Regions from separate parts of the Homo sapiens genome. Here region 1 is linked to region 2. A link is a contact called in ENCODE Hi-C or POLR2A ChIA-PET data. All regions are on one chromosome and are shown on one strand. Each heading gives the region's core, a stretch centred on a gene start or an enhancer-like site at or near the end of the contact. The rest is flanking DNA. Distances are from core to core; before and after follow the strand shown.

Region 1 (3,557 bases), core at 158-2,657, 360 kb before region 2:
GTATGCCATTTCTTGCAACATATTATAGCTAATACATTTTAAATAAAATTCATTTGATTCCATAACCATGGCAGTGTGTTTTATTTTACTAATTAGTTATAAAATTTGACAACTTTCCTGTAATTCCAGCACTTTGGGAGGCCGAGGCGGGTAGATCACTTGAGCTTAGGAGTTCGAGACCAGCCTGAGCAACATGGTGAGACCCTGTCTCTACAAAAAATACAAAAATTAGCCAGGCTTCATGGCGCATACCTGTAGTCTCAGTCACTTGTGGGACTGAGGTGGTAGGATCACTTGAGCCTGGGAGGTCAAGGCTGCAGTGAGCCATGTTTGTGCCACTGCACTCCATCCTGCGTAACAAAGTGAGACCCTGTCTCAAAAAAAAAAAAAAAAAAAAAGACAACTTAAAAATATGAGCTTACTTGAAAGAGCAGTAAGACTCTTTAGATAATACTAATGATAATAGTCTATGTCACTATTTTAGTCTCCATGAAATTGAACGTATCAACTAACACAAAAGAAAAATAATAGTCTTCTCTCTTAATTATAGGAATTATACCTAGAAAATAACCAAATTGAAGAAATAACTGAAATTTGTTTCAATCATACCAGAAAGATCAATGTCATTGTACTACGTTATAACAAAATTGAAGAAAATAGGATTGCTCCTTTAGCCTGGATAAATCAAGAGTAAGTACATGCTACAATTTAAATTTTATTGAACTATTTCTTCCTCTCGCTATTATTAAACAGAGTATGGAAACTGGGAATGGGATAAGTGAGGGAGGTGACGATACTGAAGGGCTCGGAGACAGAATCGTTTCTTAGTGAACCCTTACCCTATCCCCAAAGTGGGCTACTTCATGCAGTTTCCAACCTGTGCGCTGCATGACTGGTGTTAGGATTATTGCAGTAACTACTGTTGTTGTCACCATACTGCATACTGGACACCCTATCATATGCCAAGTGCTGAGCTAGCAAGAACTGAGCCCCAGCTGTCTGACTTCGAGGTCTGCCCACTAGTGGTCAAATGCCACTCTAGCTCTGTCTACCTCACAGGTTGTCAGGAGGTTTGAATGAAGGATTATTCCCCTGCACACAGTGAGAAAGAAATCTGCCATACTCCTTCTCCTCATCATCATTAGGTGGAAGCACCAGGCTCCAGAGCCCAGGCCTGTTCTCCTACACTACACAGCCTTCTTTTCTCCAAACTATTTCTTCACCTCAACTCTTACAAAATAGACTGAAGAATGCTTGGCCTAACAGTGCAGGCCAAAAGTAGACTCTGTCTTCCTGGACAAGAATCAGCAGCCTCTGGCTATAGCTTTCAGTGAAGGGGGAGGGAGTCAGAAGCAAGCCCTGCAGCAAATCCAGCAGACAACTGGGATCTGGGATTGCGTGTCCTGGAACTATGTGCCTAAGTAGCACAGCCTGGGACACGTGTCATTCAGAAGCAGGATGGAGAGGCCAATTGGGCTCAGCAGCATGTGGCACTGAGCCCACTGTAGGCAGAGAAGTCTTCATCAGGTGAAAAGAGGGCGTGGGGCAGAAGCCTTAGGAGACTCAGGTGGGGTTCCTGAAACAAGCCAGTGAGTTCACCACGTTCCCCAGATCTTCTAGATGATTAACAGCATTTTCTAGATTCCCTCAGGCTCGCCTCAAGTCCCAGGTGTGCCAGGTCATCAAATCAAATGTGGAATGAAAATGTAGGGGAAGGGGAACCAAAACAAGCCAAAACAAACCAAACTTCCTTGCTGGAACCAGAGACAACTTTACAGATAGGCATTTAGATGCATGCTGGGATTCACGGGATTTCATTTTGGATTCAACGCATCAACCGTACAGATATTTTAGTCTTTGGGCCTCAGTATTGCCTCTAGGGATATGAGTTTTTCCCTCCTAGTCTTTGATGCTCCTCTCGCATGGACTCACATAGCTGGGAGGCAGTATGGCACCCTGGTAAGGACATGCAGCTTGGTGCAAGAGACTAGGGCTGGCTATACCTGGAAAAGTTCCTATTTGGAATCATCACTACAAACTGGGTGCTTATAGGAAAATGGACCAGCATCGAGACTGGCCTTATCAAAATTTAGAGCTGATGATCACCATCCTGATGTCCCTACCCTGTTTACTTTTTTCTTTGCTGCAGAAATCTAGAATCCATTGATCTCTCCTACAACAAGCTCTATCACGTCCCGTCCTATCTACCCAAGTCCTTGCTGCACCTAGTACTCCTTGGGAACCAGATTGAACGGATCCCTGGCTATGTGTTTGGCCACATGGAACCAGGCCTGGAATACTTGTACCTGTCATTTAACAAACTTGCTGATGATGGCATGGACCGTGTCTCCTTCTATGGGGCATATCATTCTCTGAGAGAATTATTTCTGGATCACAATGACTTAAAATCTATACCACCTGGGATACAAGAAATGAAAGCACTACATTTTCTGAGGCTGAACAACAACAAGATACGGTAAATTTTGGCTTTTTCAAGTATCTGTTTAAATTTTGGTTGGCAAAATATATGATAAAACAACCATGACATGATCTCTGGGATTTACGTTAAGGGAAAAAAAAATGGTGCTAAGGGGTTGGATTAAACAAGATTGGCAAATGTTAGTAATTACCAAAGGTGGATGACAGGTATGTGAGGATTCATTATAAGCTTTTCCTACTTTTGCACATGTTTATAAATTTCCATAGTTAAAACATCTTTTGGTCAGGTGCAGTGGCTCACGCCTGTAATTCCAGCACTTTGGGACGCCAAGGCGGGCGGATCACCTGAGTTCAAGAGTCTGAGGCCAGCCTGGCCAACATGGTGAAACCTCGTTTCTACTAAAAATACAAAACTTAGCAGGGCGTGGTGGTGCGTGTCTGTAATGCCAGCTACTCAGGAGGCTGAGGTGGGAGAATTGTTTGAACCTGGGAGGCAGAGGTTGCAGTGAGCCGGGATGGTGCCACTGCACTCCAGCCTGGGTGACAGAGTGAGACTCCATCTCAAAAAAAAGATTAACAGATTATTATATATAACACTTAGAACTTTAGAGAGAGGTTCAAATGAGTCTTCAAAGCAATAGATTATGTTACTACTCCTACCTCCATGTATAAATAAATAAAACTAATCTATAAAGCATAAAACGTAAATATATGCTAAAATTAAAACTGCTTCTATCTAGTTTTTTCTGAAGTCAGATTTCTGAATACATTTATTAAGACTCACTTTCCCTACTTTTGGGAACACATTTTTCTGCATGTGTTCAGCTTATATACTGAATCATCACTCCTGCCTAGATGGCATGAGTGTCTTGAGAATTAATCCAGAATATTTTGTTAGTAAGGTCTTTATCATTGGCAGTGAGGGAGACAATAACCTTGTTGTTCTGTCCCTGAGAATTATGCCTCTTAGTCTTTCCCCTTCTCTAAAAGTCCAAATAAACTAAATGCCTACAAAGACAAAACAAAAACACAGAAAAGTTCGTGTTTTTAAAGGTACTGGAGGAAGAGATGGGGGTTTGGGAAGACTTTGTAAAATTCAGTTTCAAAATTTTTTGGCA
Region 2 (3,502 bases), core at 620-3,119:
ACCCCAGGTCCTTCTAGAAAAAGGATCATTAATCAGTCTAGGAAGACTTAACACTGGGAAAGGAAGCTCTGGAAGGCCTTATCTCCCCTGCCCCTTCAACCCAGGCAAGGGACCTTCCTTCAGCTCACCCAGAGAAAGGCTCCACAGAAGTCATATCTAAACTCTTTAGCCACAGGACCCTGTCTTCCAATGAACCAATGTCACATACTCCCAGGATAGAAAACTGCTGAAAGCAGGGCTGGCCTGGGTGTGGGCTGGGGCCGGAGCCTGCCCTGCTTTGCCAGATGCTGAGCACCCAGCCTCTGTGCAGTTGGTAGCTTTATTCCCATGACTGCCTCCGCCGTCACCTGCTGCACTGTGAAGGATTCCATTTGTCCTTCTAGAAGATGGGCATTATTTTTCTCTTCTCACTCCCTTACCTGGCCCACAGCCTGTGCCTTTTGGAGTGGAGGAGGACATCCCAACCTAGGGACAGGGACATTTGGAGAGGAGCCCCATGAAGAGTTGCCATCTGGGACCCTCTGCCTCCCACCAGGACACTGCCAACACTGAGCATCCTTTTAGTTCCACAAATTCTTGCTAGGCCCCTATAAAGATTCGCCCAGCGTCCTCTTCCTCTAAGCTCCCACGTGCTAGAACTCCCACATGCTAGAAGCCATGAGGGGTCTCTCTCAGGCCAGAAGGAGCTCTGGGATCCTAGCCCTCAGCAGAAGGCCCCAGGCTTTCCCACCTGCTCCCAGCTCCTCTGAGGAAGTTGATGGAGCCTGCAGAGCTGGGCTGGAGGAGGTCTCCTTTCCCCAGAGCGGGGCTGGGGGTGCGGGTAGGTGGCCTGGAATGTGCTCTCTCACCCTCCTCCTGCCCATGTGGTAAGCAGCGAGAGCCCCCAGCCCTCCAGCTCTGAGGGGAAGCTCCTGTGAGCCAGACGGACAGGACAGCTGCCCCCAATAGGGTCCCCTTCACGGGCCATCTCACCCCAACTCAGACGCTAAAAATGGTTCTCCGCTTTTCAGCCTCCGCGCCTGCCCACAAATTAGTGTCTCCAACACAGCCTCTTGGGACATGACTTTAGGGAGGCCCCTGGGGGAGCCGGGAGGCCCCAGTAAAGGGAGATGGTGCTGGCAGAGTCCCTTTCTGAGGAGACAAGAGTGGATAAGGCCCCCCTCCCAGCTTCTGGGACCCCCCCCCCAAAGAAGGCCACCCAGCCTCAGTGTGACAGCCCTGTTGTCCTCACCATGGCAGAAGAACAGACATTATTTCCACCCCACTGGGGCACGCTCCCCTCACCTCCACCTCCAGTTCTGTCAGCTTTACCCTCAGCCACCATCCTGGGCACTGCTCTGCTGGAAGAGAATGCAGCAACAGGAGATGGGGGAGCCAGCCCCGCGCCCTCCCGCTTAGGGTCCAGAACCCACCTTGCCAAACCTGGGCTCCCGCAGTCAGCCCACAAGCACGGAGGCCAATGGGGAAGCCAAGTCAGGGAAGCCTGGTCTCCCTGCTCGCCTGATATTTAGTCTCAGACTCTTCTCCCCTCCCCAGTCCCGCAACGGTCAACTTGGAAGGGGGTGAACCCTCTCCGGGATGCCCACGCCCCAGGGCACCAAGCAAGCAGGTGTCCTGCTGAGGCCAGGACTGGGTGCAAGCCAGCAGCCCGCAGTACCAGGTGGAGACAGGCGGGCAGTACTCACAGGTAAGCCGTCAGGGGATCCAGGTCCCCCGGTATGGCGGACAGCCCAAGCTCAAGAGCAGTCGGCAGACAGCATGATGCCGTCCTCCTGGCAGTGGCAGGGGGCCGGGCAGGCGGTAGGCCCCGGGCCGGGCTGGGGGGCGCAGCCGGCGCTCGGGGAGGCGCACACAGCGGCGCGAAGTCACAGCGCCCGGAGCCTGGGCGGGTTGGGCATCTCGGCGGCCGGGCTGCTGGGTCACCTGGCGGCCAGGCGCGCAGACGCACGGGCGCGGTGTCCGCAGCTGCTTTCTCCCGGTCCCGGCGGGCTGCGCCGTCGGTGGGGACCGCCCCGGGGGCTCTACTGGGCGTCGGCGGCGGGGCGGTGCAGTCAGAGAGGAGCAGGCATTGTTGAGTGATCTTCGTTATTCAGTTTCACAGGCTGGGCTTGGCAAGGGAGGGAGACCCAGCCGGAGGAGGAGTCAAGGAAACTTTCTACGCTGCGGCTAGCTCCCTTCCCTCCTTCCTTCGGAGCTGGCAGGAATTTCATTCAGGAAAGATAAAAAAAGGAAAAAAGCAAAGAAACCCAAGCGAGCAAAGCTCAGCCCGTCAGAGACCTGCACTTGTTTAGAAAGGGTGTCCCAGGGCCTTGGCTGCAGGGCTGGGGACCCTCTTGCCTTTGGGGATAGCCACGGGGTCACATGGGACCCAGAGGAGATCTCTGAAAGAGGCCTTGGGGCTCTCATAGCCCCTCATGCCTTCACCACGTTTCACACTGGAGGAAACAGAGACCCAAGAGGAGAAATGATTTGTTCAAGGTGACACAGCTGATAGGGCATCCCCAGAGCTGGAACTCGTCAGCCCTCCTCGGCCTTATCCTAGGACAAGAGAGAGGGGAGTGAGGGGCTACCCTGGAAGAGGCCAGGCTGCGGAGGGTTCCACTGCAAGCTGGGATGACCCGGCAGTGGGCAACCAGGAGCAGTCTCCTCCCTGAGAGGTCGCGCCTTGACTCCAAAGAAACGGGTGTGGAGTTCCACTCGCTGAGTGCACCCTGGGTGGAAATGCACTCCTGCAGCCTCTGTCAGGTTTACTGTCAGGTTTACGGGGACCACCTTGATCCCTGCTCCCAGGACCTCGGCAGGCTGAGGGACTGCGTGCAGCTCAGCTGCTTGTCAAGAGGCCACCTCAAAGTAAGCAGATTGGCGCCACCTGGAGGCCGGGTGCTGCACCTGCAGCTCGGCCACCCTGAGGCTGGAATCCCACCAACTGGCTGACCTGGCCGGCCCCAGAGCCCTGGTGAGCAAAGGGCACGGTGGTTAAAACTGAGGCCAATCCCTGTTCTCTCCTTAGACCATAGTGAGCTGGCTGTGCTTCCTTCACGCAGCCTCTTGCTGTCTCTGGTCTCTCCCATGCTGAGCCAAGCCCCAGTGCAGAGCTAGAGCAGGCTGTGGGCACCCCTCCTTCCTTTTTTGCCCTGTCTCCCCATGGTCCAGCCAGAGGGTATACCAGAAACCTGGGACCTCAGAGGCATCCAGGATTTCTTCCACCCTGTCCTTCCACATGCCAGAATCCTCTCATCAACACCTCTCCACTCTCCGATAACCTCCCAGGGCTAGAGGGGCTGCATAGCCGGACCAAGAAATGAGCAGACCCTGACCCTAGGCCTCCCGTTGGTGCCATGGCGCTGAAAGTAGAAGATGAGCCTCCTAAGAAGGCTAGAGGATGGGCCTACATGACCAGAAAGACTCACAGATAGAGCCACCTTTGCCCTATGGCAGAAAGCTACCACAGGCCAGCCTGCACTTCCTTCACTCAACCATAGCCTTGGCTCCATCTCATTTG

What was found. A loop is a pair of places that touch in the nucleus more often than their neighbours do. ChIA-PET counts read pairs that join two places held with the same protein, here RNA polymerase II (POLR2A). Pooled maps may share reads with other maps.
Region 1: a loop to region 2 is called in a map of mammary epithelial cell, with 3 times the contacts of the local background. The contact joins the enhancer-like site here to the promoter of LINC00475 in region 2. A Hi-C loop is called at or near these places in 1 of 168 maps with a recorded cell type or tissue (mammary epithelial cell), 1 of 37 single-sample maps with no recorded cell type and 2 of 50 pooled maps. POLR2A ChIA-PET finds 5 or more read pairs at or near these places in 2 of 52 experiments (GM12878 and OCI-LY7).

The regions. Positions count from the first base shown.
Region 1 is chr9:92,499,646-92,503,202 of GRCh38, reverse strand. All of the region lies in intron 5 of CENPP (centromere protein P), which reads right to left. ECM2 (extracellular matrix protein 2) reads left to right here. Exons shown (of 10, transcript NM_001393.4): 8 at 551-690; 9 at 2,150-2,476. Among named protein-coding and RNA genes, the nearest start is that of ASPN, 19 kb to the right of the region's middle. Within about 2 kb of position 1,407, at least 8 of the 41 ENCODE cell types and tissues checked have a DNase peak (open chromatin) inside an H3K27ac peak, as active enhancers do.
Region 2 is chr9:92,139,834-92,143,335 of GRCh38, reverse strand. LINC00475 (long intergenic non-protein coding RNA 475) reads right to left here and starts at 1,869. Exons shown (of 4, transcript NR_027341.1): 1 at 1,686-1,869. RefSeq lists enhancers at 1,005-1,583, 1,584-2,163, 2,743-3,322 and a silencer at 1,840-2,019.